3 separate regions of the Mus musculus genome follow, and regions 1 and 2 are each linked to region 3. Evidence: chromatin loops called from intact Hi-C (ENCODE). Cell type or tissue: heart. All regions are shown on one strand. Links, peaks and the distances in the headings refer to the core of each region. The heading gives the core; the rest is flanking DNA. Region 1 holds the start of Gm33642 (a long non-coding RNA gene). Region 2 holds the start of Gm52507 (a long non-coding RNA gene). Region 3 holds the start of Gm13530 (a long non-coding RNA gene).

Evidence for each region. Peaks named below come from ENCODE experiments on the same cell type or tissue, not always from the same donor. Only the 100,000 strongest peaks of a DNase experiment are listed, where the experiment ranks them.
Region 1: it touches region 3 in a loop (7-fold over the local background); 33 of 42 quality-filtered maps call a loop at or near these places.
Region 2: a loop joins it to region 3, with 6 times the contacts of the local background. A loop is called at or near these places in 18 of 42 quality-filtered maps.

What each region holds. Positions count from the first base shown.
Region 1 is chr2:33,537,947-33,548,217 of GRCm38, reverse strand. It overlaps Gm33642 (a long non-coding RNA gene), which reads left to right and starts at 3,221. Exons shown (of 3, transcript XR_374261.3): 1 at 3,221-3,752. In heart, for the core only: a CTCF peak has its summit at 5,330; no DNase peak of the experiment used is centred there; H3K4me3 peaks cover 1,406 bases; H3K27ac peaks cover 856 bases; H3K27me3 peaks cover 4,085 bases.
Region 2 is chr2:33,727,458-33,737,346 of GRCm38, reverse strand. Mvb12b (multivesicular body subunit 12B) reads left to right here. Exons shown (of 10, transcript NM_175184.4): 10 at 3,816-7,391. The coding sequence ends at 3,902. Gm52507 (a long non-coding RNA gene) reads right to left here and starts at 3,865. Exons shown (of 4, transcript XR_003953788.1): 1 at 1-3,865. In heart, for the core only: CTCF peaks have their summits at 475 (motif pointing right) and 2,344 (motif pointing right); no DNase peak of the experiment used is centred there; H3K27me3 peaks cover 913 bases.
Region 3 is chr2:33,481,218-33,491,488 of GRCm38, reverse strand. Gm13530 (a long non-coding RNA gene) reads right to left here and starts at 1,732. Exons shown (of 3, transcript XR_374260.2): 1 at 1,504-1,732. In heart, for the core only: a CTCF peak has its summit at 4,459 (motif pointing left); a DNase peak (open chromatin) is centred at 4,418; H3K27me3 peaks cover 1,536 bases.

The DNA.
Region 1 (10,271 bases), core at 3,132-8,131, 56 kb before region 3:
AGTCTCAAGTCCACCCCTCTTACCCAGCCTCTGGATGATATTCAAATTGCCCATCTCAGAGCTCATTGTAACCTTTGGCTTGACTTTCCTGATTACAGTCTGCTACCACTCCATGCTTAAATTCCAATTCTTGCCATGTGTCTTAGTTTGGTTTCTGTTGCTATGATAAAATTCAGTGACAAAAATCAGCTTAAAGGAGGTAAGGATTAACTGGGCTTATAATTCCAGGTTACATTCCATTGTTGAGAGTAAATCAGGTAGGAACTCAGGGTATCACACACACAGTCAGGAGCAGAGAAAGAATAACTACATTAACCACACATGGACCCTCACTATCTGTTTGCTCTCATCTGGCCTTCAGCCTCATAGAGTTCAGGACCACCTGAGTAGGGAATAGTGCCGCCCATAATGGGCTTGGTCTTCCTATGTCAATTAACTTAAGACAAATCTCCCAGAGTCATGTCCCCAGGCCAAGTGATTTAGACAATTCCTCAAGTGAGGATCTCTTCTCAGTTGATCCTAGGTCATAGCCAGTTGAGAGTAAAAAAGCCAACCATCACACTGAGGTTTGTAGCGTTGTTTTGGTTGGTTGGTGGGTTGGTTTGGCTGGGGTCACTTAGTCTTTAAAGACTCCCCTTCCTTTCTAGCAGGCTCCAGAGGTTATTGAGAGTGTCTCATCTCGCTCTGCCTTTTGTCATTCATGCACCATACTGTTGTATTTTGGTTGTAGAGCTATCATCTCCTCAAAAATTGATATTGAGGCTGCATCTGTTAACCCCATTTTAGAAAGAAGCAAACTGATCAAAGCTCCTGCTGCAGCAGGCCAACCGGAAGCCTGGCGAGCACTGGAGCCCAGGCGCTGCAGAGTCTGAGAGGTTCAGAGCAGGGAGGTGGGGGCTGAGGGGGGGGCTGCAGCTTGGTCAGAGATGGGCCCTCACATTCCTGTGGGGATGGAATGAGGAGTCTCAGCTCAGCCAAAAGTCATTGAGCACCAGGTGCCCTCCACACGGGCTCAGCCAGTCTGCTGTGCAGCCTGCTCAGCGTGAGCCTCCCACCCTGGGAAGAAGCCAGCTGGCACTTCTTGCACCCCGGTTTCCATGACAACCAGTCCTCCTCTGAGATGAGATGCAAAAGCCACAAGCAGTAAGTGGAACATTCCTGAATCTTGAGTCCTCATTTCCAGGTGGCTGTCCCACAGACCTTGAAGCCAGTATCAGGGCACTCAGAAGAACACAGCCCCCACACCCATCACTAGCCGCTTTCCACTCATCTAGAGACACAGACGCAGGAGAGGCCAGAAGCAGGCTGCAGTCTCCCTGGTGCTGGGCCGCTGGGCACCAGATTCCCTTTTCATTCAGTAAGTCTTCTCACCCCTCTATCCACATCTTAAGGTTCCTGTTAGGGGCATTTCCCTGTCTCCAGCCATTGGGAAAAAAGCTGTCTAGCGCAAGACAAAACCTAGCAGAGATAAGGGGCCACTGAGGCCACAGAGCACAGAAGAACTGGTGCCATCAGCAGTCAGGGGCATTTGAGCAGGACCGAGAAGGGTGGGCAATGAGGAGTTAGCCTGTCAGAGAGGGAGGAAGAGCCCTTGAGGGAGAGGGAACCACAGTGAGGTAGTCTCAGAAGGCATGAACTGGCCTATTCTCTGTAGTAAGGCAGGCAAGCAGAAGACAGCCTTGAATAAGCTGCGAGTTTCAGCTTTAGCCTAGGCACAGTGGACAACATTTAAAATGTTCTAGGGAGCTGGCCAGGCTCTATTGTCATCAGAACATGAAGTTAGAGACCCCAGGAGGGAGTACTACGCAGTAATACAAAGGAAGGACCACAGGATCCAGGAGGACAGAAAAGAGGAGGTGACAGATGCAAAGGACGTGTACAAGGGTGGATAGATAGGACTTGGCAAAAGATAGTCTCTTGTGATAAAGACTGCGGCATCAGCCCGACGGGACTCCAAAAGCCAGGGTGAGAAGTGGAACATGAGGCTGTGCCAGAGTGGCTGACACTTGCTGGGTCACAAGGATGTGACCAACTGCTCCTAACAATATGGCAATGTTTGAGCTCCCTGGAGAGAGAGAGAGAGAGAGAGAGAGAGAGAGAGAGAGAGAGAGAGAGAGAAATGTTCCAGAGCCTCATTCCACCCTTGAGGTTTCCAGCAACCTCCAACCAAGTGGCCATTTCCAGCTGTGGCCTGCCTCTACACCACCCCCACCCCACACCTCCACACCCCGTGTCTCACAGCCTCTGCAGAACACATCTCAGCCACCCTGATCCCCTCATCCCCTGGGCTGAGGGTCTGGTTTCCTGGTTCTGGTTCCATGCATGTCACAAACTGTGAAGGCGACTGCTCAGCTGTGTGAGCCTGCTCCGGATGAGCTGGTACAAACTGTGGAGGGATCAAGTCGGTGGCCACAGATCTAAGAACTGTGTGCTGGGGCTGGTGAGATGGCTCAGTGGGTAAGAGCACCCGACTGTTCTTCCGAAGGTCCAGAGTTCAAATCCCAGCAACCACATGGTGGCTCACAGCCATCTGTAACAAGATCTGACGCCCTCTTCTGGAGTGTCTGAAGACAGCTACAGTGTACTTATAATACAGTGTACATATAATAAATAATAATATAATATATTAAAAAAAAAAAAAAAAAAAGAACTGTGTGCTGGTCCCAACTCCCCTGGAATGGGGGCGGGCAATCCTGGGACCGCACTTCCCAGGTCCCCCGGGGTGAACAAATGTGACAGTCCAGTCCCTGTAGACACTCAGCTAAGGGCACCCTGAACCCTCATACACCCACTTCTCTGCTTCACTTACCAGTGCCCCAACCCCCTTTACTACCCACACCCTTCATCTTCAGGCCCTCTCCACTCTACACCCCTCCCCTCAGGCCTTTCTTTCCCTCCTACTCTGGCCCCTCTTGTCCCCTCTGCTCTTCAGTCCCCTCCGTTCATACCCCTCCCCCATCCTCCCTCTACTCTTTACACTCCTCCCCCTCAAGTCCCCTCGCTATTCACACTTTTCTCCCCCCCCCACCCCCGTCCCCTCTGCACTCTACACCCCTCCCGTCAATCCCTGTCTTCTGTTCACACTTTCCCCCTTCAAACCGCTCCGCTGTTCACACATGTCTTCTGTTTTCTCTAGCTCACCACCACCACCACCACCATTACCACCACCACCACCTCCGACGTCAGAGGCCCTCTAAGGCTATACAGCCTCCTGTCTATCTTGGGCAGCAGACACTACAGACTTTTCAGGGAATAGCTGAGGCCTACCTAGAGACTCACTCTTTCTAGAGTCTCCTGGTTTCCAATCAGGTACCACCCTGAACACCCACAGCCTCTCTATGATGCCTGGCGGGCCCGGTGCCGACGGTGATTCAGACCTTGGGACACCACGCTACCAGCAGAAGCCTCCAGGAGGCTAGTGTCCCCTGGGACTCTAAGACTGGCTTCCCCTTGACCCCACCTGCTCCCTTTTCCACGATCCGGGTCCCACCGCACATCCCAACACTCCCGGAGCAGGAGGAAGGGGTGCGGTGGGGAAGAAGCCCAGAGAAAGGGGCGTGTCCTGGCCAAGGAGCTCAGGGAAGCCCGGCCTTAGGGTCCAGACAACCGGGAGGCCCTGGGACCCGCGCCTGACCCACGCCCTGCCTGGTGGGGCCACCCCTCGGCCTGCGGAGCCTCTCCACCCAGGCACCCGCTTCCTCCCCGGGGCGGAGCCCGGCGGCCACGGGCCAAGCGCCATAAAATTTAAAGAGGTGAGAGAGACACTTCGCAGAAACCTCAGCAGCGCGGGGAAATGAAATAAGGCCTCCCTCCGGGGCAGCGGACAAGGTCACCCCGCGGGGTCCGGCTGCGGGCACTGAGCTCCGCACCCGTCTCTAGAGCCCTGTCCCCAGCGCCCGACTTATCGTCCCATGCCTTTCTCGGGTGTCCGCCCTACGGCTCCGCATCCCGCCGTCCCTCTCCCCGCGCCCCCCCCCCGTACCCCCTCCCCCAGTGATGGATGGAGCCTTCAGGGAGCCGGCGCGGGCGGGCTCGGCTCGGGCGGAAATGAACAGGATAAGATCTGCGAGCCGGGGCGCCCGTGACACCGCCATATCCGCCCGGCTCTATGCGCTCCGGGTGATGGATGGGACGGAGCACCCCCTCCAAGCCCCCTGTACCGACAGCCGGGGGTGGGAGCGAGCGCGCACAGGGGGGGGGAAGGAGAGAGAGAGAGAGAGCCGGCACTGCGACCACACAAGCCGCCGCACCCCGCATTACACACACCCTATTTCCTATATGTCTGACCGTGAGGTTTGCACACGTATGGGACTGTTCCACTGAGGGTAACGTATCCACGCACCTACTGCACACCCTCTCTTGCAATCTTCAACCTTTGCGAAAGCCACACCCTATACCCATTTGCTCTCCACCCTGCTTCTCTTCCCACCACACGCACTCACATCCAAGCAGGTTCTGTGCCCTCCCAGCTGCAGGAATTACTGAGTCTCATGGGCCACACAATCCCAGTGTGTTGGAACAGTGGCTACTAATTGTGGTCATTATCTTGTCAGGAGAGTAAACAGGTCAGATTTGGCGTGGACAAGGGCAGCTGAGGGCCTGTCGGTCTAAACAACACCTCAACACCAGGGTTACCATGGTTACCATCTTCCTAGCTCTATCACTCAGCAGCATCACCGTTGCTATGGTTACAGGCGCTGCATCCTACCCGACTTCATAGCCTGCTTTCCTATCTCTGTCTCCATTACCATTCATTCATTCACTCCCTGTATGTGTTCACCCTTCAATTTATTCACCAGCTGGGGAGAGCAAGTTGGTCAAGTCAGGGCCCGTCTCTATGAGCACATCTCTGAAGCCTCGAGACGGGCAAGCAAACAACAGCGCTACGGCTGCTGCAGAGCCCTGAAAAACTGTTGAATCTTAAAAACATGGACGCTTTGACAGAAAGGATACACCATGAAAAATACCAGGGAAGGCAGCAGAAAGGCCTGGCGCCATCCCTTGGTCACCATAGCTTTGTGTGCTTGATGGAAGGACACTTCTCAGAGTGTCATGGACTTGTGGGGTAGTGGGGGGAGGGGGGAGGGTGCAGTAAAAAGAGAAGTCCAGTTTGAGTCACTTTGAAGGATTTCTAATGACCCAAAATTTCCCCCTGGCATATGGTTGAGAGCAGAGAGTGGACAGTCCTGGATTTGCCGATCCTGTGGACTTTGGATGTATCATTTCTGCACATTGTCTGCCTTTATGAAGCCTCTGGAAGCCCTGGTTTTTCTTGCTAGTATTAATGAAGCTTGAAGAGTCAGCTGCATTAACTGTTTTGGCCTATAGAGGCCGCTCGCGTTCCTCTCCCTAACCCACCTGGTAACTTAACACCAGGGAGGAATTAGGTTTGTTCAAAAGTTCCCACTAATGGAACTTTTCTCATGACCCCAGATATGTCAGTATATAAAACACACCTACAAATCAGACATTTCCTCATAATAAGTCATGAAGAAATTCATTTAAAAACATTTCTAAAGTTACATATGACATTTTAAATGAGCCGATTTGCATACTTAATGAGTTGGATTTGTTTGATTATTTTTACATAAGAATTCGATCTTGGCTGAATATTGATATCACAGGGCATAGAAGAACAAAGTTTTTCAGAGTTGATTGATATTTAGATTTTATAATAATGACCACCACTTCACATAAATATGAATTGAATAATGACAGTTGTATCATTAGGGCCACTTGAAAAAGTGCTGGAAGTGCTCTCCTAATCCCAGCCAATACCCATCGAACAATTCCTTTATAAAACGCATCGGCAAGTTGAACAGCACATTTTAAAATCAAATATTCCAACAGAACACATCAAGTTGGTACGAGCTGAGGTGGGACAGTGGAAAAATATTAGGTTTTTGTTGTTGTTGTTTTCTACAATTAAGCCATGGTGTTTCTATGAGAGCAGAAAAATTTAAATATATAGTAGTATCCATTGCAGTTTATAACATGCAGTGCTCTGAAGTCTGAGTGGAGCTGGTTGGGCAGCGGCTGCTGGCTTTGTGTGCCATAACCCCATTACCAATTACAGGTTGTGTGCTCAGAACGCAGGCTGCAGTGACATCTCCTGATGCATGCACACAGATGTCATTGCCCCTGTTCCACATTCGATGCTGTGTGAATTTCTGGTTATTGCAAGTTCAGAAACTCCTTACTGTTATCCAGTCTTTCATGAACACCATATTGTTAAGAACTCCAACTTGGGTTGTGTGTGGTTAATCACAACTGTCAAATTATTGAGGTCTAGACTTAGCTAAGAGAGAAGCTGCTGGAGGGTTGCCTTGATTGGGTTTGCGGAGATGATTGTCTTGATTAGGTTAAGTCAGTATGGGCAGCACCAGTCCCTGGGCTAGCATCCTGGGCTGTATACAAACAAGAAAGCAAACGGAGCTGAAGTTCTTTGCTCTGTCTCCTGGCTGTCGATACAGTGTTACCAACTTTCTCAGCTCCCTGTGGCCTCCACAAAATGTTGGGCTGTAACCTTGAGCTGGGAGCCTTCTCAGGAAATGTTAAAGATTTGTTCTTTGGCCCTGCCTGTGTGTGTGTGTGTGTGTGTGTGTGTGTGTGTGTGTGTGTGTGTGTGTGTTTATGCCTGCCTACAAGAGTTTGTATGCACTGTATGTGCAAGTGCCCATGAACAAGAAGAAGGCACACCAGGTCATCTGGAAATAGAGTTACAGACAGTTGTCAGCTGGGATCTCTGCAAGAACAGTACACACTTACAACCAGCTAGCCATCTCTTCACCCTCCTGTCAGGCTTTGGTTTGTTTCTTTGTTTTGTCTTTATCACAATAGAAAAGGTAACTAAAACAGATTGTGACCAGCAGTTTAAGCTGTGGACTAGACCCCTATGAGACAGGAGAGTCTGCTAGAAGCTTTAGCAGCAGTACACAGCACAGCATCAGAAAAAAGAGAGACCCTGCCTCAAAACCAACTTCTGCCTGTTGTCCTCTAACCTTCACACTCTCATCATGACAGGCATGTCTGTGTTCACACACACACTCACACAATAAATAAATTAATTTAATTAAAACACTAAATAGTATCCTATAAGTTCATAGCACATAACATATACTTTAAAATAAACTTTGAGCTATTATTACTTCAATTTTAAAAGTCAAAGTGGCAGAAGGCATTTTTGGAGCATAAAAACAGGTTAATATTCAGATTACATAAAGATATTCAGCACAGTAATATCAAAGGCAAACAACTAATAGAAAAGTGAGCATAAGATATGAACAGCTAATATGAAGAGGAGAAAATGAGAATTTCCCATAAGAAAATGAAAACATGCTCAGCTTCACTAATAAGTGGGAAAGAAAAAAAAATAGACAAGCAAAAATGTCCCTTCTTACATCCCACAAATGTGGCATCTGACATCCAGTGGTACCAAATGTTAGTGAGGATGGGGGGAAATGGGGATTCTTGCTGATAGGAGAGTAAATCAGAGATTTGGAAAGAGGACCACATGGCACCCTATACACTCAGGGCCCAGTGATTTCCCTCCTTGGTAGATACACCTGAGATAGTCTGCTGTTATGCACATAGTTGTTCATACCAGAATCATTTGCAGGTCCCACAAATCAGAAATCTGTGTCTATCAGTCAGAGTCCATGCGTGGCCTGAGGGCTTGTTGCTTCCAACGTGGGCTGCTGTTCTCCAGATGAAATGAATGAACCAGGGCTACACCCATCCACGTGGACAAACCATCTCACGATTGCTCAGTGCTAACGGACTGAGAAGGATCGTGCACATAAACATACACGTAACATTTCAGCTGCCTTTAGTGTCATGTAGTGTCCCACCCAAGCATACCACAACTGGGGGAGCATCAGAAGTCCTCTAACCCACATGGGGAGGGGAGAGAAGGCAGGGGGGAGGGAGAGGGAGAGAGGGGGATGAGAGGCTAGGAAGAGAGTGTGTGAGCACATTCCACAGATCTCCACATCCGCAGATGAGGAGCTCTTCATCCCGCCTGTGGACTTTTATCTCTGGGTCTCAGCTTGACTCTTTCTCCCTGTCTCCATTGTAAGCAAGTGTAGCCATGGAAGTGGGTTGTGACCAGCAAAGTAGATGGAGACCATCAGCACTCAATTCTAAAGCCGCCTGCCCTGAACTTTCATCCTCTTCTTTCTTCCATCACCTCACTGCAAACAAGCCAGGTCTACAAATAGCTGCTCCACGGGGAGCTTCCACTGACTCCTGCAAGGACAGCTACCCAGTGGTCGGAGGCTTCTCTTTCTGGTTGTGGGCTGGCAGAAATGACCTAGGATCGCACTGTCTCCTAAATGCCGTGAGGTTTGCATGGTGAGCATGATGCTCCCTTCTTCCTCGATGCTCCTTGAGACTGTCATGGCTGTTAGTCAGGAGCAAAGACTTGCCTAGCAAATGCCAGACTCTGGGTTCAACTTCCAGCATCACAAAAATCCTTAAGAAAATGGCATTGTTATGACTCTTCTTGCTTTTTAAGTGTCAGGAGGGTGTAGGTGTGTATATGTGCTCATGTGTGTGTGACAGATAAAGGCCAACCATTCATCTTACGGTTTCTTTTGCTTTGTTTTGTTTTTTAAAGATTTGTTTATTTTATGTATATGAGTACACTGTCACTGTCTTCAGACACACCAGAGGAGGGCATCAGCTCCCATTACAGATGGTTGTGAGCCCACATGTGGTTTCTGAGAATTGAACTCAGGACCGCTGGAAGAGCAGCCAGTACTCTTAACCACTGAGCCCTCTCTCCCACACTTCTTTGGTTTTCTTTTAAGATGATGTTTCTCACTGTACCTAGAGCTTGCTGATTTAGCTTTGCTAGCTAGCTAGAGAACCCCAGGGATGTGCCCATCTTCATCTTCTGAATACTAGAATTACAGGCATGCACCAGCATGTGGGTGCTAGAGATCAAAGTCCAGCCCTTACCCATGTGCCAATCACTTCACCCGCTGAGACGTTGCCTAGCCTCTTGGTTTTTATCCTGCAGGTATTGTCATCCTAGTCCGAATTCCTGCAAAAGCCGTTGCTGTGTCTTTGGTTGGAATTCCATCTGACTTCACTATTCACATCTGCAGCCTCACTGTCTGCAATAATGTGCCTCTCCAATCATATCCATGTCCCACTTATTTAGACACTATTATTAGATTTTATTAGAGATTATTTTTATTAGATCTCATTAAATCAACAAAAGAATTTGTTTTATAGCTAGGTCTTGTGTATCTTCTGTGAACATTCAGTTGGTTTCATCTCCACTGTAAATGAAATCTTAAATCTCCCACCTATTATTAATGTATATGTGTGGTATACATTGCAGAGTTACAGACCACAACGCAGGTCACAGGACACCACTGTGGAATCAGTTCTCTCCTTCTACCTTTACCTGGGTCAAATACGTCAGTGACTTTTGTTTTGCATGGACTTTTTGATTTCTTCCCAAAGATAATTCTTTTTAGATTTCTGAAGGAGGTGTCTATTCCATACAAGTTTATAAGCTACCTTCAGAGACTCTCTCAGAGGATCTCTCCAGCTCCTTTCATGTCTACTGTCTCTGAACTTGAACTTGTATCCTTTCAAAATGTTAAAAATCACAGCCCTGCAAGGGGCTATTTTAACTGAACTAACTTGTAACTTACTTGTAACTTGTAACTTAGCTCCTTCCTGGTTTCCTGGCTCATTCTCTGCCCTCTGTCTCATTATTTTCAGTCACTCTGGTTATTCTAAAAATGGCATTTGAAGTCTGTTGCATTCTAATATCTGAGGTGGTGGAGTCTCTCTGGTGTGTCTCAGAAGAACTTGGTTGTCTGAAGTAGGAGCTCTGGTTCATGCACAGCGCCCTCTTTAATGCAATTAACTTATCATTTCCCCAATCTCTACTTATGTTACATTTTAACATTATATGAAAAGCATGTATCCTACGTTGTCTACCAGAATTTTGCATTAGTTTGTGTAGTCTTACGAAGTTTGTTTGTTTGTTTGTTTGTTTGTTTGTTTGGAAACAGAGTCTCTCTATATAGCCCTGGCCCACCTGGACCTCACTATATCAAACTGGCCTTGAACTCACAGATGTCCTCCTGCCTCAGCCTCCTGAGTGCTGGGATTAAAGATGTTGCACCATGCTGGGCTGTATCTTATGAAAGTGTTACAGACATCCAGGCTTTATTTGATTTTTTAGCTAGGCTCTCAAGCTTGCTACATAGCCAAGGCAGGACTTCTTACTGTCCTTTCCCAACTTCTGG
Region 2 (9,889 bases), core at 1-5,000, 250 kb before region 3:
TGCCAGCCCCACCCCCACTACTGCCCCGTTGGTAGGCAGCAAGCACTTCTGAGTCAGGCAAGCCTCCCCTTACCAATCATTAAAAGGACCCAGGACCTTTCATAAATGCTGCTGCTTTCCCCATATCGGCCTCTTGGGCACAAGCACTGCTGGGTGTGTTGGCACAGATCACCCCAGTGACTCCCACAGCTCCCCTGTGAGTGGCAGGAGAAGCTAGTCACCCCTTTCCCTGGTGGCTGCAGTGACCTAGCCTCTATGATGCTGCCACCTCCTCCTAACACAATGCTAGTCTCCTGAGAGCAAGGGCTTGTGGAGACCGTGACCCACTGTCTGACCTGTCTGCCTGAGAGGCCTGAGGCTGTCTATTACAAGGTCCTGGGGCCTCTGGGAAAGTCCCCTACAGAGCCTTTGACAGTGATATCTCTTTCCTAGGCCAAGCCAGCACTACAGTTGCGATGACAGGCTGTGTCCACCAGAGGGCACCCTGCCCTTCACTGCTCAGCTGGACTGGGCTCTGCACACCAAATGCTTTTTAATTGAAAATATTTTTAATTCAAAAAGGATTTGCTGTTTGTACTCAAGTGCAGGTTTTCCTTATGCAGGAGACTAATGTCTTGAGTAAACAGGCCTGGGCTCAAATCCACCTTCAAAGGTACTCTCTGTTTGCCCAAGGGAGTGAAAGGGCTTCCAGAAGCGGCCCTAGTCTCTTGGGCAAACATTTTGGGGACGAAGAATCCCCGGTGGAGGACCTCGTCTGTGGGAAGGTTATCCGCAGCCTAAGGGGGATTATGTCGGGGGACATATGTTGAAATTTCATTTGGGGAATTAGGGAAAACAAGAGTGGGGGAGGTGACTTTTTCCAGCCAGGATAACCTAAAAAGGAAAAAGCTCCAGGGAGAGGGCGGGGGCCGAGGGATCCATGCGTGGTGCCAGCCCCCAGGGTCTCCGTGTGCTTGGGCTGCAGCACAGGAAAAGGCAAGTGTGTGCTTGCCGCTCCTTCTCCACTACAAGCCAGAGTGCAAAGAAAGGAGCGTTCACAGTGAACTGGAAGGCAGGTCCTTGCCCCTCCCAGAGACCCGCTCCCATGCCCAGCCACCACAGGCACGGACCCCTGACCCCACACATGGAGGCCCCACTGCCTGGTCAGCCATGCTTCCCCTACCCACTACCCAGAAAGCTGCAGTTCCCATCTGCCCAGCACCAGTCTCAGGCTAGGATATCCTGGGGCGGGGCCAACCGGACAGCATTAAATGAAGAAAGTTCCACTGCCCCACAGGCTTCCTTCTGCCCTGGGAGCTGGGCACAGCACGGCCTACTTCTGAACAGCTCAGGCAGCATCTCCAGCCCTGACCGCGTTGGTACCATGTGAGCCTTTTCCTTCCCTCATCTGAGAATCACTGCTGGCTTTCAAAGTGCGATACCCTACCCTGCCTGTCCCTAGTTCTCCTCGTGGTTCACCATCACCCACCTGACCACCGTAGTCTAGCCTCTGGCCCTCCCACTCCAACCCTCCCTACATCACTGTGGTCATGTTGGTCATGTGATTGGTCAGGCTTGCTTTCAGAACTGACCCCAACTCCAGTCACCTAGAAGCCACTAGAAAATGAATATTTCAGACCCACCCCAGACTTATGACCACCACTCAAAATTTCATCCTAGCTAGCCTAGGCCTTGCAGGTTCCAGGTCAGGATCTACTGTATCTCACCCCAAGGTGTCACTTCTCAGGCAGCCCCCAGGACTGTCAACCCCCACCCCAAGGGTATAGACCTATCCTCTTTGTCTTCTGACTGCATGATGGCTGTTGTCCCTGTGGTCCAGCTACCTCTACACACACACACACACACACACACACACACACAGCCTCCCGGGGACTCTCCCAGCCACCAGTAAAACTACACCCTGTCCTCTCCCTAGCCTGTGCCTTCTCTGTCTGAACTGCTGTCCTGACATCCCAGGCCTTTGTTCTATTGGGAACAGCCCCTGGCCCTCTACCCTCAAGTCTCTACCATTAAGCCCCCGCCCCCGCATCTCTGCCCTTCCATGGTTTCGCTCTTTCCTGGGAAAGGCTCCTTTGCTTGGGCCTATGCCTTGTACAACTGCCCTAGGAGGTGGTGGTTAGTCCTCGACTATATGGAAGGTTCCTGGGCCCCTCTGCCACCACACTATGAGCCCTGGGAACCAAGGATTCCACAGGACTTATGCCTTTATAGTCTTCCCAACATGACCCCATCCTCCAAACATTCCTCCTCCCACCCACCACTCCATTAGCCCCAACAGAGTAAGATAAAGCCAACAGAGGCTGGAATGTGTTTCTGTTCACTGACATGCATACACCGAAGCAGCCACCAGGTGGCAGTGTTGTGCCGACCATTGCCTGAAGCGTCTTGGGTAGACAGCTGCCTATAGCCTGATAAAATGGTGTTAGCCTGATGGGATGGTGTCCTGTGCCTTCAAGAGTCACTAGAAGGTGGGAAAATGGCAGGGGGAGCTGTGGGCGCTCTGATAGGCTCCCCTCGTAGCCACCAGCTGTTTAATAGAAACTGCTTGCCACCAAGGAAGGGCCTATGCCACCCTTGGAATTGGCTGGCTGTACCCCACCTTAGAAGTGAGTCCACCAAGATCCAGAACGGGAAGACAGGACTCACAGGTCATATGGGCACTATCTTGAGTGGCTCCTTGGTCATGACCTCAGCTACTCTTTCTCAGGGCAGCTCCCTTTGGGGGTGTGATGAGGCTGTTTGGGCCACACAGCCTGACTGGGGTCTGCAGCTTCTCCTCCTACAGTTTGGCCACACTCTGCTCCACAGGCTGAGTACCATGTGGGCGTCCACACAGAGTGACTGAGCTCAAGACAGCAGTTCATCAACCTCCTCCCTGTTGGAAACATTTCCAGAGCCCCCACTGCTCACCAGTTCTGATCTACTGAACGTGGTTGGAAACCGCTAACATAAATGCCTCTCGCCTAATAGGGCACCCCAGGCTATCCCACAAGCCCTCTTCACCTCTGCCGGGATAAGAAATCCTGTTCTGCAGCCCACCCCACGGCAGGGCCCCCTCCCACCCCAGACACTTGTGTCTTCTCAGAGTTTTCACTGGGCTTGGAGCCTTTTGCTGCCAGAATTTACTCTATAGAATTAGGATCCGCACTGTAAGGGTTAGTGGTCCTCCATAGACTGGCTCTTGGCTCAGGCTAGCAGGGTGGCCAGCAGAAGGCAGGCTCCCACATCACCAGTTGCTGTTAGTCTGCCTGTAGCTGTGAGGGTCCCCACCAGGAAGGCTCTGGGTGCCGTGAGATCCGGCTACAGAGGGTGCAGGATTGTGAGAGCCCAGAAGCCCTTCCTTCCCTTGCCTCTCCCCCGGGTCACTGAGGTGGCTGTCATGGGTGCTGCACAGCAAGGGGTCCCAGGACCTGAGGGTTGAGAGAGGCTGGTCAGGCATGGAGTTCACTCTCCGGTCTATCTCTGTCTCCGAGAGCTTTAGACACAACTGGAGCCTCTCAGCGTGGCACAAGATTCTCGTGTGAGCTTGCCATTGGCACCAGTAGTGGACACTGCGTTCTCTCTCTCTCTCTCTCTCTCTCTCTCTCTCTCTCTCTCTCTCTCTCTCTCTCACACACACACACACACACACACACACACACACACACACACACACACTTTCATACAGAATGAAACACTATCCCAGCTCTAGTTCCAGGCCTGGATGCCTGACCTGCAGTCGCTCTGCCTAAGGCTCATCAGGAGCCTCCCCTCTGCTCAGCGGGGCCTTCTCCAGGATCCTGTGGTCTGACTCTGCCTCTTTCCTTCTCTTGCAGTACGAGTACAGCTTCCGCACCGAGCAGAGCGCAGCAGCTCGACTCCCACCCAGCCCTACCCGGTGCCAGCAGATCCCCCAATCCTGAGGAGCCCACAGCCTCCTGGGGGAGAAGACATCTCCTACCCGGTGCCCAGACTACTGATGGGGTGGCTGGGGTGAGAGTCACTCCCTCCCTCACCTGCCCGTTCTGCTTGCCCTGCTCACTGGCCACGAGACTCTGGGCAGCTGCTTGGTCATGTGTGGTCATCAGCTCGCCCGCTGAGACTTCCCTGCCTCCCTGGGACCGTTGTTCATAATTGTGACTAATGTATGTGCTGTTAGTGACCAGAGGCTCCTGTGTGATGACCACTTACCCCGCCAAGAAAGAAAACTCCTTCCTTACCTGGACTCACCCATGAGGGGCCCAGGCACACACTCCAGCCGCCCAGTGACACCCACTGGCTCCCCTCAACTGACCGTCACCTACCACAGAAATCCCACAAAGCCACTAGCTCCCTCCTGGGACATTCCAGGGTTGATTGCTTCACTTAGGACCCTGCAAGATCCACTGATGGCCTCTGACCCAGCTACCTGGGAACAAGCGCCACTCGCCAGCAGGCTCCAGTGGCCCACACATGCATTTCATGACGGCACTAAGCAGCAGGACTAAGATGCACTTGAGACAACTGTGGACTCTTCCCCCTTTCCACACACTGGACGTCCAGAGAGCATAGATGGGACCCCGCTTTCTATGGAGGTGACTGGGTGCCTACCTGGATGGAAACTTGGCTGCTAGGGTACTATGCCCAGTCACAGGTGCCAATTCCCACAAAGGGCTCATCTGTGGAGTGTCCGACGACAGACGACAGCTCCATAGGCCTCTGCCTGGTGACCTGACCTGGTGGCAGCTGGCTCTGAGAAGAACAGTACAGAGGCACCAACTCGTCACAGCCAGACCCACCCCACCATCTAGAAGGCACCTTCCACCAGGGAGCTGCTGTTTTGAAAAGCCCTTCTGTCCCAGGCCTCAGAATTTGGGCCAGGACATTTCACAGGTGTCAACCTGAGGTGCCAAGTTGAACCCTCCATGTGTCGCCATGAGAACAGTAGTCACTGCTGTCCCAGCTCTCAGCCTCACCACCATGCGCTGCTTTGCCACCATTGGCTTTTAGGGCTGGAATGACACTGGTCTCCAGAGCATCTGTGGATGTGAAGATCTGCCCAGTGGTTAGAGGCCATGGGCAGCTACTTCACCAGCTGGTACAAACCTCTCCAGTCACAGCTCTATAGAGACAGCTGGGTGTCCAAGGTGCAAAAGGATCAGGAGCAAGAACAAGCCAACAAGATGGCGTGAGCTGGGGCAGGGCCAAAAATACCTCACCAGCCTACACCAGCCCCTCCTCCGTCCCAGACCCTCAGGCCCAGTCAGCCAGTCTTTCTGCTTGATGGTACTTCATTTCTATGTGTCAGGAAGGGTCACCTTGCTTCCTCCCCTCAGATGTGAGCACACCCTATGGGGTACCCATCAACCCCTTGCCTCTGGGCCCCACATCCTCCGGGTAGCAGAGGTCCATAGAGTCAACATAGACATCTCTAGCAAAACCTAGTGCCACGCTGGTGCTCAAAGGAGCTAATAAACTGACCTAAGACTGCTCCACCAGCTGGGGTCCCAAGGATCTGTGTCTGCGGCTGCAGGTGTGACATCAAGTGGCTTGTGTGGCCTGAGGCCCAAGAGAGGGGTTGACCACCGTTGTCTGAGTTAACCGGGAAGGTTGGGCACAAAGTTCTGGACTCTCCTAACCTCTTCATTGAAGTCTGTACACTTTGGCCACTCTTTCTGTTCCTCGGTTATGAAATCACTTCTGCCACAGGGAGCCAGGTGGCCCTCCTCTTCCTTGGAGGAGAATGTGGCTTCTCTGAAGCTCTCGAAGGTCCTGGCCTGGAAGTGCAAAACCGAAGACTGTGGGCCTGTTAGTGATCCAGAGGCCAAGTGAGGGGATTCCTGGAGAAAGATCTAGTGCTTTGCAGCCCATGCGTGCACTCCCACAGGACTCAGCCCCTGGGGGGAGGGCAAAGCGCCCACTCGGAGCTGGAGCAGTCTCCGGATGGACGGACGGACGGATGGTTGCTGCACACTTAGCTGAAGAAGAACCCTGACTGAGAATGTTGTAGCACTGACAGCTTCTAGCTTTTGAGGCGTTGAGGACGACTTGGTGTCTGTGGTAGGTTCCAGGTTGCACCCAACCCCTGGTTTCTTGTCTTCTGGTGATGGTAATGATCGTGTGTGCTTACCCATGCCCGTCTTATGTGGACCCAGTAGACCCAGACCTGACGGTAGAGCTGTGGCTCACAGCAGCACTGAGTGGCCTTTGGGTACCATGTGGCAGGCACACTGTCAGATGAGCACAAGGAGACGTGAAGAGCCAAACCTCTCCCATGGGTCTCCCCCTCCCCTACCAGCATGTCCCAAACTGCTACTGTCCCTGCAAGCACACACATCTCTCTTGAAATGACTAACCAGAGCACAGTTCCCTATCCCCACCGTCCCCTCTGAAAACTTGGTTCCTTCCTGAGGGCCTTGGAAATGGCACATGGGTAACAAGTGGGGAGGGGGTTGGGGGTGGGGGGAGGGTTGTTCCAGGCTCACTTGCAAATTTATCGTAAGACCAAATCTAAGAATTCCTGTCAGCCTATCTCTGCCACATGGAGAGCCCCGCTCTCCTCGGGGGAAACATGAGAGAGAACCATGACTCTTCTTCCTGGTGGTCAGCAGCATATGGCCACCTGTGGCCAAGGTCATGCTGAAGCCCCTCGGTCAGAAGGACGTCCAGCAGGGGACTGGGGTCCTGAGCGCACACACCCTCCCTTCCACTGGGCTTGGCCATCTTAAGCACATTTCCTGTCATCCCCCAAACAAGCCCAGCAGTGGGTGCTTTTGCCCTCTCACATGAGGAGCCTGAGGCATGGCTACAAGCTTGCCAGTGGCACAGACAGAATCTGACCACAAAGACCCTGGGCCAACCACCCAGCCTTTGTGTCTGCCCTGTGGGCTTTCTTCTGCCGTGGAGATGCCATCACGCTGTGGTAGTGGTCCCTGGCATGGGTCAGGCTGAGAGTCTGTCTGACTGTCCTGTGTGCCCGCCCACACTGAGGGCTCCCCAGCCTCAGAGCATCTTCTGCCCCACTTCTGGCCTCCTGGCCAGGGAGGAGGTAGAAAGGGCCTTGGTGTGGCGCTGAGCCATGAAGGGCTGAACTCACAGAAGTGGTTAGTGTCCAGCCAAGCCCTGGAGCCTGATGACGAGGCTGGGCTCCCATTCCTGCTCCCAGCTCCCTCAGGTGACCCGGGTGCCCCAGCCTTCTCCACCTGCTCTGGGCATGAGCCCTTGAACAATTGCAGCATCTGCACCTGGAGACAAGGCTTTGTTCCCCTTCAAAAGCTTATGAACTGCTGGGCCACCGTGTGGCGCTGGGACAAGGACCTTAGGCACAGCTGCCTTCCTGTGTATTTATTCAAGGTGACTGCTTGGCAAAGGGAGGTCTCAATGTGTGACTGTATCTTAATATAATTTGTTAAATAAATGTTTGTTTTAACCTCGTTTCCCCAGTTTGCTGTTATTTTTAAAGCCACCAGAGGTCAGTGTCCCTCAGAGGAGGCCCTCTGCCCAGCTGCAAACTATCCCTCCTGCTTCCCAGAGCTCCTGGGGGCCAGACAGCTACTACCCTAGCCTTTCAGAAGGAGTTGGCAGGAGACTTGAGGGTGTCAGAACCGCTAACCTCCCTGGCCCTCAGAAGCTCCCGAGTGGACAACAGGGCCTGAAGAGAAGGCAGAGGCTCTTTCATCTGCTACTGTCCTGCCTCTGGGCCTTGGGACAAAGCTACCCTGCTTTGGGCCTGTTCTGACTGCCCAACTGCCACACGATGCCTCTGTAAAACTGCAGAGAAGGCTGTGGGTCCCACACACATGGAGGGCCCTTGGAAGAGGCCTGCAGTCTCATCATGGCGCCCCTCACCTCCTGGCTGTGACTTGTGCATCTCTGGATTGGTCTCACAGCTGGACTGGCTGCCTGCAGCTTGGCATACCTCAGTCTCAGTGGGAAGGAGCTAGAATGGTAACCTTTGGTTCTCCAAAACGTAGGGGCACCTCAAACCTATATGCTCCAGTCTCCAAACCCAGCCTTCCATCTGTGAATCTTTTTTCCCCCACATTTTCAAGGGGAGCCAGGGCTAGATTCTGGTTCTGGCTCTGTGAGTCACTTCAGCAATGTCACCTGACAGAATGAAGGTTTCTCTCCCTGTGGAGCCCCCTTGGGAGGAAGATGGTATGAGGGCAGGCATGCCATGCACATGGCTAAGTGACATGTCTGGGGCCTGTGCAGAATGCAAAGCTCCTCCTTGGTCCTGCATCTGGGACACTGGGAAGGAAATATAAGTGACACCTAGGTCATGGGAAGCTGGAGCCTTAATTGCCACCGGGGAAAGACAGAGTGAGCCCTGATGCCTGGGCCAAATGTGTCCCATGCCCTCCAACCTAGGCCAACGATGCTGAGGTGGCCAAGCCAGGAACCGGTTCACGGACCGAAGCAGATGCTGCTGCCAGCCCTCATCAGCCACCACTCAGGCACCTGGCAGCCTCCCACTCTCCCCACACCAGAGACCGTGACACCCACAAGCACGAGGGCACGGCTATGATTTGGATTTCAAATGTCCTTCAAAAGTGAAGTGACCATCTTAGTTGTCAGTTCACAGCCTCTCCCGAAGTGCGAGGCTCACACACGAGGCCCTGACCCACTGATGTGCTTGTCATCTGATGAGCCGTTGAGAGGCGACAGAAATGGGGCCTACTTGAAGGGACTCTGTCCTTGGACCTGCCCTTGGTACTGTATCCTGTCTCTACCTTCCCCTTCCTCCCGGCCACTGTGGCCTGAGTGGCTCTCCTCAGTCACCCGCTCTGCCTTGATAATCTGTGTCACCCCAGCCCAAAGCAACAGAGCTGAAAGACTACACTACTATAATCTGAATCCTATGAGAGTAAACACATTTTGCATGCGGGTGTGTTATAGCAAGTGAAGGCGAACGTGACCTCTGGGATTACCGTCTCAGTCCAGGATTAGCTGAAGTCCCATTCTCATCCCAAACCCAGAGTCCCAGGGCCTGGAAGATCAGCTGCGGGGCAATCTTTAATCTAAAGCTCATTTGCTCTTCTGGCTCCAGCACCGACTGGCCCAACACCCGTCCCCTGAGCTGCCACATTCCTTAGGAACCCTCCCCAGCCTCTGATCCTTTCATCTATCTTCCCAGGGGCACCCCTACTCTCACTGCCTAAATTTCCCTCACCCTAAGAAGGAAGCCTGGGTCTTTCAGAGACCTAGTGCCCCTCCTAGATCTGACTCACTCCTTCTGATGGCCCTGCTAAATCTCAGGTAACTCCCCACCTAGACTCCAAGTTGCCTCCTGGTCTCCGCATCGGCCATTCCTTCTACCAAGGACGCATTACCCTACTCTTCTGCCTGGTAAGCTCCCTTCAAGGCCTGCCTTGAACCACACTGCAGCAAAGGTGTTGGCTCTCCCCTCGAGCCACCAGAGCCTGCCATGAGTACCCACATGTCACTGAACTGCAGCCACTGGGTGCTCTGATCTGATTCTGTGTCTATTTTCTCCCCTGCCATGGGTCCAAAAAGTGGTAGCATCCATAATGTTCTTCGTGTATGTCACGGGGAATGGACGTGGCAGACAGGAGCTGTGAGCAGATGTTAGAGGTCAGGGGAGGATAGACCCTAGTAGTGCCATAAGGTCCCTCAGTGGCCTCTCTGTGCTAGTCTTGATGTGTCCCAGAGAGACCATAGGCCTTGACAGGTTTGCTGCCCTGGGCCCTGGCGTGGCTCCAAGCTTGCCAGGCCTCAGTGGTGTGGTGGTGGTGGTGGTGGTGGTGGTGGTGGTGGTGGTGGTGGTGGTGGTGGTGGTGGTGTGGCGGCTGCTGCGGCTGCTGCTGCTGCTGCTGCTGCTGCGGCTGCTGCTGCTGCTGCTAACAGGTAACTGACCTTGGCTTCAGATACTCTCCCTGGCAACCAGCTCTGGGGAGAAAGACAATATAAG
Region 3 (10,271 bases), core at 2,109-7,108:
CAACTTGGATAACCAAGGCCAACCCCTGGTCTCCATATGCTCACATACAATTACGTATACTGTGCACACACACACACACACACACACACACACACACACACACACACACACCATGAGCACATCCCCCAGGCACTGGGCGGATGCTGTGGTGAGCAATCTGAAGGTGGAGCTGGTCTGGCTAGAAGAAAATGAACTTGACTTTGTTCCAAGTACAGATCTGAGAGGCATCCTGAACGTTAGGCATTGGTGAGCTAACTTTGCACAGATCAGAGTTCAGAAGAGAGGCCTGGGCTCCACAATGCAACTGTTCCTGGCCCTAGAGGAACATCACACTGTAAAGGACATATCTCTGTGTACCGCAGACTCCTGAGTTCATGTATCCCTGACCTCCACTTTCAGCCCCAGCTGTGATGGGCAAGAACCGAATCCATTCACAATGGAGGCATCTCCTTCAATTTTCTTCCACTGGTCTCTTCCCTTCTCCAACATCACACAGAAATGTACCCACGGCTGATCCACCAACCCAGAGATGTCCTTTACCCAATGGATGTAGGAGCTGATGGGCCCCGTGCTCCTCCCCATGGGAGGAAGGTGTTTCTGTTGAGAAGAGGGATCCTGTGCCTTCAGAGGGGCAGATAGCTGGAGCTGCCACCAGGAATCTTTTACTGACTCTTCTTCCTTTACCCCAACCCCTATTGTGCTTCCTGGAACCATAGCCCAGACCCACACTCTGTACCCAAACCCTCGACTCAGGCTGGGCCTAGGGAGGCTAGGGAAGCTGTGCTGTGCTTCTCACCCTATGACAAAGCGGGAGGGGGTGAAACTTACATGTAGCCCTTAAGTCCGTGCCTCTTTTCTCTTATCTCATCTCAAGGACACTACCATGGATTGCTGAAGACCTAGGTATTATGGGGTGATCAGAAAGCAGCAGAGGATCAGTGGGCAGTAGATTGCTTGCTCCATATCTCCAATCCTGAAGATGGTCTTACCTGAAATGCCTTCACTCCATAGGCCAAGGCCACACCCCCTGAAACTCTTGTGAGCAGGGTGCATCAAGCCTTGGTCCCCAAAGCTCACCAGAGAAAAGGAGCCCGGAAGGGGTGGGGGGAAATGGCGCAGTCAGTAAGGAGTTTGCTTTGCAAGAGTGAAGCTGAACACCCAGGACCCATACAAAAATGCTGTGTGTGGTGGCCCGGGCTTGCCAGCCCAGCACTGAGAACATAGATGGAAGGACCTCTGCAGCTCACTGGCCAGCCAGGCCAGCCCGTTGGTGAGCTCCTGACCAGCTTGGTACACTGTCTTTCTCAGAGGCAGTGGGTGACATTCCTGAAGATGACACCCAAGGCTGTCCTCTGAACTCTGCGTGTACACACACCCACATGCATGCACAAATAATAATAAAAGAAAGAAAGTAGACAGAAAGCGAGGATCGAGGCAGGACTTCCTCTCCTGGGTCGACTAAGTGTTTATCTACCCCACCCTAGAATCCCAGCTCTGAATTACCTATGCAGAGACAGACTGCTGGCGTCCTGGAGACGGGAACAGATGGAAAATACACGATGAGCCTCTAGCGATATTCTCCCCACACACAGCTGTTGCCTTCCTTCCCGGGCTCTTCACTGTCCCAAGAGCTGGTGAGCAGGCCTTCCCAGACCACAGAGGACCTGCCAGTACCCTCAAAATGTCCTCCTCCAACCCTGACCTCACAGGCTATTGCCTCAGTCATGGACCAACTGCAATAGCGCCACCTCCAGACCACGCTGGAGAAACGCACTTTCCATACTCGGACTTGAAGGAAAGGTGCAGGGGAAGGTCTGGACCACAGAATTTCAAAGTGGTGAGGCTGTGCAACTAACCTCCCCTCATGTTTTGTTTTTCCTTGTTTTCTGTTGTTGTGGAACAGGGCCGTGCCACATAGCCTAAGCTACGTAATGTCGCATCAGTTGTATATGCCACACATGGCTAATCCATCCTTTAGAGGTTTCGTTGCGTAATTTCCAATGTAACACTTTTGTTGCATGCATATATTTGTGTGAATGTGTCCACCTATACGCCATAGTGTGCATATGAAGGCCAAAGAGCATACTGAGGGAGGCGGGGCTTCCTTTCCACCACGTGGGCTCAGGGTTCTAACTCAGACCACCAGGCTTCACACGCACCTTTTCTGACTGCGCGACGTCACCCGCCTGCACGGCGGTATTCTTCAGAGGAAAATGGTTCATGTAATACGAGGAGGAACCTGAATAATCACTATGGCAACTTTGTTAATTCCACACCCCTCAGCACTGGGCAATGCTTTGAGGAAAATCATTGGACAAATGTTCTTACACATCTACTCGAGACCTGATCTTGGGTGCGCATCCCACTCTCAACAGTGGCTGCGTTTCTTGTGTCCTCCGGCCATCTTGAAGTTAGAACATGAGGCTCTTTCCCAGCTGTCCCTCTTGGATGCTGCAGAGTTGATGAAGCGGCTGTGTGTCATGGCATCTTTCTGATGAATGGCTCGGACATGCCTCTCACACATCAGCCCTTGCTGTCAAACTGCGTGCTATGCTTGGTTAGGGATGTGGGCAACCCAAGACACTAGCCAGTGACAGTTAACAAGACAAGAAATGACACACCGGTGTCTAAAGCCAATCTTTTTTATTTTTTTCGAGACAAGGTTTCTCTGTATAGCCCAGGCTGTCCTGGAACTCACTTTGTAGACCAGGCTGGCCTCGAACTCAGAAATCCGCCTGCCTCTGCCTCCCGAGTGCTGGGATTAAAGGCGTGCACCACCACGTCTGGCAAGAATTCTTTAAAAGAAAGAAAGAAAGAAAGAAAGAAAGAAAGAAAGAAAGAAAGAAAGAAAGAAAGGAAGGAAGGAAGAAAGAAAGGAAGAAAGACAGGGCCAGCCAATTGGTGGTAGTGCACACCTTTAGACCCAGCATTCCGGAGTCAAAGGAAGGTGGATCTCTGTGAGTTTGAGGTCATCCTGATCTACAGAGTTAGTTCCAGGACACCCTGGGCTACGTGGAGAAACCCTATCTCAAAAAAGAAAAAAATTTAAAAACATTAAACAAAACAAAACAAAAGGGCCTTACTGTGTAGATCAGGCTGGCCTGGAACTAGAAATCCATCTGCCTTTGCTTCTCAAGTGTTGAGATTAAAGGCATGCACCACCATGCCTGGGGAATTCAACTATTTTGACAATGCCAATCAACTAATCAAATACAGCTCGGGTGCCTCCTGCCTCTGCGTAGGAATGGGACGTGGGGTACACGATCACGGTATGAGTGACTTAGTTTGGGGTGCTGCCCCTGAGTTCCTACTGCCTAGCAAACAGAAGGGTGCTACTGCACAGGGTCTGGAACTGGGTAGCTCACATTTCTCCAAACCCGCAAAGCTCTTCTGCACAAAGCCCTCGGAGACACAAGCTCTGGAATCGGGAGGCCTTGTGCCCAAGTTCCAGCTTAGCCACTTCAAAGGGCTGTTGTACTGAGGAAGACATGGTGCATGAGAAGTGCTTAGCAGGGCTCTGACACAAGCTAAACCTCAAAAATAGCGGCACATTAACAACCCGGAACGCAGGAAATACACTCTCCAGTTTATGAATAATAAAAGTGACACCCAGAGAAAAGGCTAAATGTCTTGCAGAAAAGCAGACCTTAAACTCGGGCTCGTCTGCCTAGGCCCCTTCCTGTGGTTCCATCTTCCTCTGACTCTGACTTTTCTGCCAGGACCCTGGGCTAGGTCCGGTACTAACTGGGTAGTTTGTAGGGGCTCCGGGGCCTGATGTCCACCCTGGGATGGAAAAACAGGCCTCACTGGGCCTTCCTGTCAGGAATCCCTCAGGGGGTGGGAGGCTCAGGGCAGGCCTGGGCCCAGGCTGGGCTACAGGAGGTTCCCAGGTGTTGGGGAAGGCGGCTGCCTGGCTGTTCTCCAAGTACATTCAGAACCAACCCAAGGGAAACCCCGATTGTGTCAGTGCCGGCACGCCTGGGGCACAGGCATTGGAGACATTAAATATTAAACATGTCGGCTGCCTTCCAAGCTCGGTAATTAAAACTCTTATTTCATATTTTACACAGGATGGACAGGGAGGTCGCAGCCTGCTGTAAGAGGTTTCATAGTTGCTCCCTAACAGATGGAGTGGCTCTTCCTAGGAGAATCTCCCTCTTGCCTGAGACCCTCTCACTCTACTTGGTCATTTCCTGGAAGGGAGGACACAGAATAGAGGTCAAATGGTTTGAGTGGCATTCAGGAACCGCAGCAGGCTCTTGGGGTCTTTGTCTATTTCTCTCTGAAGGGTTTGCGTCTCCAAGAGGCTTCCTAGGGCTGGATTGCAGGTCCCCGTAGCAATGGCAATCAAGGAGCTAAGATCTCTTCAAGCCAAAGAGGGAAAGAGAGCCAAGATCAGACAGACAGGCCGGAGGGAGGGGCGGCTTCCCTTAGCCTCCAGTGCCATCTGCTGGCTGTATTCTAAACTGCAGCTCTGCCAGAGGCCGGCTAGTAACTAACTCTTGAGTTCTAAGCAAAGGGTTAAAAGAGGGAAAGCAAGGAAAACCCGGCCTGATGCTGAGTGCTCAATTGCACACTTGGTCATTCCCCAGCATCGAGAGAGAAATAGCACGCTGGACTCTGAAGGACCCAACACAAAGCAATAACCATGGCGGCTATCCATCATGGCATCTATCCTTCAGTTCACTGTGAGGAGCCTTGGCTTACATGATGATGTACATCCATTGACCTCACTGAGGTTGTACAAATGAGAGAAAACCCCGTCTAGATGAATCAGGAGTCTTTTTTATATTATTATATGTAATTACACTGAAGCTGTCTTCCAACACTCCAGAGATCTTACTATGGATGGTTTTGAGTCACCATGTGGTTGCTGGGATTTGAACTCAGGACCTTCGGAAGAGCAGTCAGTGCTCTTAACTGCTGAGCCATCTCTCCAGCCCCAAAGCAAGAGTCTTAACAGACTCACTTGGCATCCCTTCCTCTTCATCTCTCCATGCTCTATCCTACAGGGGCCTCCCTGTTCCTCAGATACACCAAGCTCTTTCTGAACTTCGGTTCTTTCCAGGGGCTGTTCCCTCCGCCTAGAGTGTGCTCCTTTTGGTTGTGGTCACCAGATCTAAAATCCACCCACCCACTCTGTGAGGCTCCATGTGTGCCCTTGTTTTGTTTCCCTGATGAATTTATTATAGCCAGTTGCAACGACTGCTTTCAGTTTCTCAAGATTTGTATTCATCACCTCACTAGCTAAGATGGAACTTAGTAGAAGGCAAAGAGCATGCCCACTCACTCACCAGTGTATAGGCCTAGTGCACAGGAGGCCCATCGCTGTCTTAGAATGTATGGAAGGGCTCTGGGACAGCCCTAGTAATCAAGGAGAGGCCAAAGAAATTTCCCAGAAGAAGAAATATCCCCACGGGGTCCCCCAGAACGACCAGGAGCAGCTCAGGTGAAGACAGAAGGTCACCCTAAGCAGAGGTCACAGGTGAAAGGGTCCTATGAAGAAGGCAACTTCCAGAAACCAAAAATAGAAAGAGCTGGCTTGGCATTCAAGCATGAGAAGGAGGAAGGGCCCACCTTGGCAGGAGGTCCTGGGCTGGTCCCACTTGGACCATTTGCCTCAGAATCTAGAATTCTCCCTGTGGTGGTTGATACTGATGTCAATTTGGTAGGATTTAAAATCACTTAGGACACAAAGCTCTGGTCTTTTTGGGAGAGCTTCTTTAGGTTGGCTAATAGAGGTGAGAAGACCCACTTTGAATATTAGTGGCACCAGCAATGGGCTGGGGTCCCATTGTGAATGAAAAGGAGAATGGGCCCCAGCGTTCCTCCCCCATCCCACCCACATACCCCTCTGCTTCCTGACTGCAGCTGCAATGTGACCAGCCACCTCAAGTTCCTGTCACCATGATGTCTTGTGTGAGAGACAATGCACATGTCTACTCACCGCAAATAGGGAACCCATGTTCTCCTGTTGGCTCCGCCTTCCATCATGTTAGTAGCCTCCTCTCTACAAAGCAACAAAATGACTTCAACATCTCAGAACTTCACAACTTTACCTAACAGCTCCAGTGGTTAATTTTTTAATTGAATATTTTCTTTACTTATATTTCAAATGCTATCCCCTTTCCCGGTTCCCCCCTCCCAGAAACCCCCATTCCATCCTTATTTCCCCTGCTTCTATGTCAGTGTTCCTCCACCCACCCATCCACTCCTGCCTCCCCGCCCTCGATTCCCCTACACTGGGGCATCTATTGAGCCTTCCTATCGACCAAGGACCTTTCCTCCCATTGATGCATAACAAGGCTGTCCTCTGCTACATATGCAGCTGGAGCCATGCATACTCCTTGGTTGATAGCTTAGTCCATGGGAACTCTGGAGAGTCTGGTTGGTTGATATTGTTGTTCTTCCTATGGGGTTGCAAACCCCTTCATCTCCTTCAGTCCTTTCTCTAACTCCTTTATTGGGACCCTGTGCTCAATTCAATGGTTGGCTGCAAGCATCCGCCTCTGTATTTGTAAGGCTCTGGCAGGACCTCTCAGAAGACAGCCATATTAGGCTTCTTTCAGGATATACTTCTTGGCATCCACAATAGTGTCTGGTTTTGGTGACTGTATATGGGATGGATCCCCAGGTGGGACAGTCTCTGGATGGCCTTTCCTTCGGTCTCTGCTCTACACTTTATCTCCATATTTGCTCCTGTGAGTATTTTGTTGCCCTTCTAAGAAGGATCGAAGGACCCACACTTTGGTCTTCTTTCTTCCTGAGCTTCATGTGGTCCGTGAACTGTAACTTGGGTATTTGGAGCTTTTGGGCTAATATCCACTTATCGGTGAGTGCATACCATGTGTGTTATTTTGTGACTGTGTTACCTCACTCAGGATGATATTTTCTATTCCCATCCATTTGCCTAAGAATATCATGAATTCATCATTTTTAATAGCTGAGTAGTACTCCATTGTGTAAATATACCACATTTTCCGTATCCATTCCTCTGTTGAAGGACATCTGGGTTTTTTTCCAGCTTCTGGCTTATTGTAAATAAGGCTGCTATGAACATCCAATGTCTTAGTTTTAATTGTTAACTCAACATAACCTGGGACTGCCTGGGAAGAGTCTCCATGAGGAATGTCTGGATCTGGTCGTAAGGGTTTGTCTTTTTTCTCTCAACTGATACAGGAAGAGCTAGCCCACCATGGGTGACACCATTCCCTAGACAGGGAACCTTGAACTGTGTAAGTATAGAGAGTGAGCTGAGCACTAACAAGCATGCACGGCTTCTTTTTTCTCTCCTCAATGGGACTTGCTGCTTCAAGGTCTTACCTTGACTTTTCCAGAATAAGAGATTGTGACCTGGAATTGTAAGTTGAATAAATCCCTTTCCCCTAAGATTCTTTTTGCCAGGATATTTTTCACAGAAACAGAAATAAAATTAGCACACCAGACTACATGATAGAGGGAAGCCCCTCAAATAAAAAGTAGTCTTTCGTTTATGTCCCGCACACATCTCCTCATGTCTCCTTGCACAACAAAGCCCTAGTTTCCATCTGTTGTATTAGCCAATTAATCTGCTCTAAGCAGCGATATGGATTCCTTGATACCCACCCAATGTTCTGATTTCCTGAATGAAACACACACACACACACACACACACACACACACACACACACACAGCCCTCTACTTTAATATATCTTAAACAGCTCAATGGCTGGGCCACTCCCAAATTTCCATGTTGCTAACACACACACCCCTCTGATACTCCTGAATTATTACTTAGTAAAACCTATATTCTATCCTGGCAGCCCCAGACTCAGACCAGCTGCCCTCCTGGGCCACCGTCCCTGACTCTTACATGTTGGCTGTCTGTCTGTCCTGCACTTCTCAGGCCTGATCTTTTGCTTTCCCAGCATGGCATGGCTGTTAGACTCCTTCTTCTCTCTACCACATGTGGTAACACATATCTGTAACTCAAGCACATGGGGTAGACGCAGTAGAATTAGAAACTCTAGATTGACTTTGGCTATATAGGGAGTTTAAGACTACCAGTGTATGGTGTGAGACTTTATCCCAGAAAGAAATGAAAAGAAGTAAAGAGACAGCAGAGAGAGGAGAGAGAGAAACAAAAGAAAGAAAGAGAGGAGGGGAGGGAGGGAGGGAGGGAGGGAGGGAGGGAGGGAGGGAGGGAGGGAGGGAGGGAGAAAACAGCCATTGTATGCAGTGCCTTTGGACAACTCTGAACTGGAGCAGCCAGTGGGCACCCAAAGGCAGCTGTGATGTCAGGCCCAGGACCTAGCACTACTTAGCTGGCTCGGCATCCCAATCATACAGCCATCATTATCTGTCACCACATTGCATCTTTTTCCATGACTACGACCTTGTTTTGTAATTGAATTGATGCTGTTTATATGGCCCCACCCACCTGCGATCACAGTGCAATTTGTCGGTCTGACTGCTGGTGGAAGAAAACAATTTTGTGAGAATGGCTGTTTGGGGATTGAGGCACCACCGAGCCCTGAGCATTGAATCCACTTGTGGCCCATGAGTCTCACAGCCACTCAGCATGCACATCCTACGATACAAATTGAGCCAGCAGGCCCCATGGTGACATCTCCCCGCACCCATCACAGATTTTTCCATTGAATCCTGTATCTGTTTGCTCCTTGACAAACACCCCTAACATCCAAGGAATGAGCACAGCAGATGTTTTATCCTGTCTGTCATCCGCCTGGGAACATCAGACTTTGTGGCAGAGTGGAAGAGTGAGGGGAAGAACGGGAGCTCCTCCCCCACACCTCACGGGTTGAGGGAGCGATGGGGAAGCCATTGGTGGGAAAGAGCAAGAGGCACAATGCAGAGACAACCAGATGCTGGGGGTCGGGAGGTGGGGGTTGAAAACCCAGCCTGCAACGACCAATTGGATTTATTCTTCACAATGGACAATGACGGAAAGAATTAGAGCATGAGTGGCTGCCATCCCTCCTCATGCTTCTGCCTGCCCCTTTTCTGAGGGCATGCTGGGTAATTGAGCAGAGGAGCTCTTAGGGTCTATGTAAGAGGAGGGATGGATAAGATGGCCAAGAGCAAGCAACTCCCACCAGCTGACCTCTGACCTCCACACACGCTGTGGCATGTGTACATGTGAGCATGCACACACACACACATACTTATACACACAGAGACTCACAAACACACACACTCTCACACACACTCATACACACACACATACACACAGAAAACAAGTAATTTTTAAAAGGACAATAAAATTATGGGAGTTAGGTGAGAAAAGACCTGAGCAAAGAGGTAAAGCCCAGCCTGGGCCACCACAGCTCCTGAGCCCCGTTCTAGTCCTTTCTACCTGGATTGCAGACTTTGGCCCCTTTTTATAAGCCATGGAAGAAGACTAGGATAAGAGATTTGACATAAATATTTAAATTAATATAGTGTTTGAAACACATTTTTTGTTTTGTTTTGGTTTTGGTTTTTGGTTTTTCGAGACAGGGTTTCTCTGTATAGCCCTGGCTGTCCTGGAACTCACTTTGTAGACCAAACTGGCCTCGAACTCAGAAATCTGCCTTCCTCAGCCTCCCAAGTGCTGGAATTAAAGGCGTGCGCCACCACTGCCCGGCTTAAAACACATTTTTTAATGCTTGTGTGGGCTGAGCAACGTCCTAACCAAGTCCTGGGAGGTGGCTCATATTAAAAATGTCCTTCATGGGCTCACATAATCGGACCCTTAGTCCCTAATGGGTGGCACTATGAGGAGAGGTTATGGGGAGGAGTGGCCTTGCCTGAGGAAGCACACACTGGGGCAGGGCTCTGGGATTCCATAGCCTGATCCCAGTTCTGGTTCCCTCTCTCTTCTGTTGAAGAGTGGATCTCTCCCAGTGCCCAGACTAGGCTTCCTGCCATCAGGGCTTCCTAGCCTTTATGGTGTCCCCCTGTATCTTAGTCACTGTTCTGCTATCAGGGTAGACACCATGGCCAAGGCAACTTACAAAATAAAGTATTTAATTGGGGGTTTGCTTCCAGTTTCAGAGGGTTAGTGTCATGGCAGGGAGCATGGTGGCAGGCAGACATGCTAAAGCAGTAGCTGAGAGCTTACATCTTGATCCATGAGCAACAGGCAGAGAGAGAGACCAGCCCTGGCATAGGCTTTTGAAACCTCAAGTCTCACCTTCCCAGTGAAACATCTCCTTCAACAAGGCCACACCTGCTAATCCTCCCCAAACAGTTCCACTACAGAGGACCAAGCATTTAAACATGTTAGCCT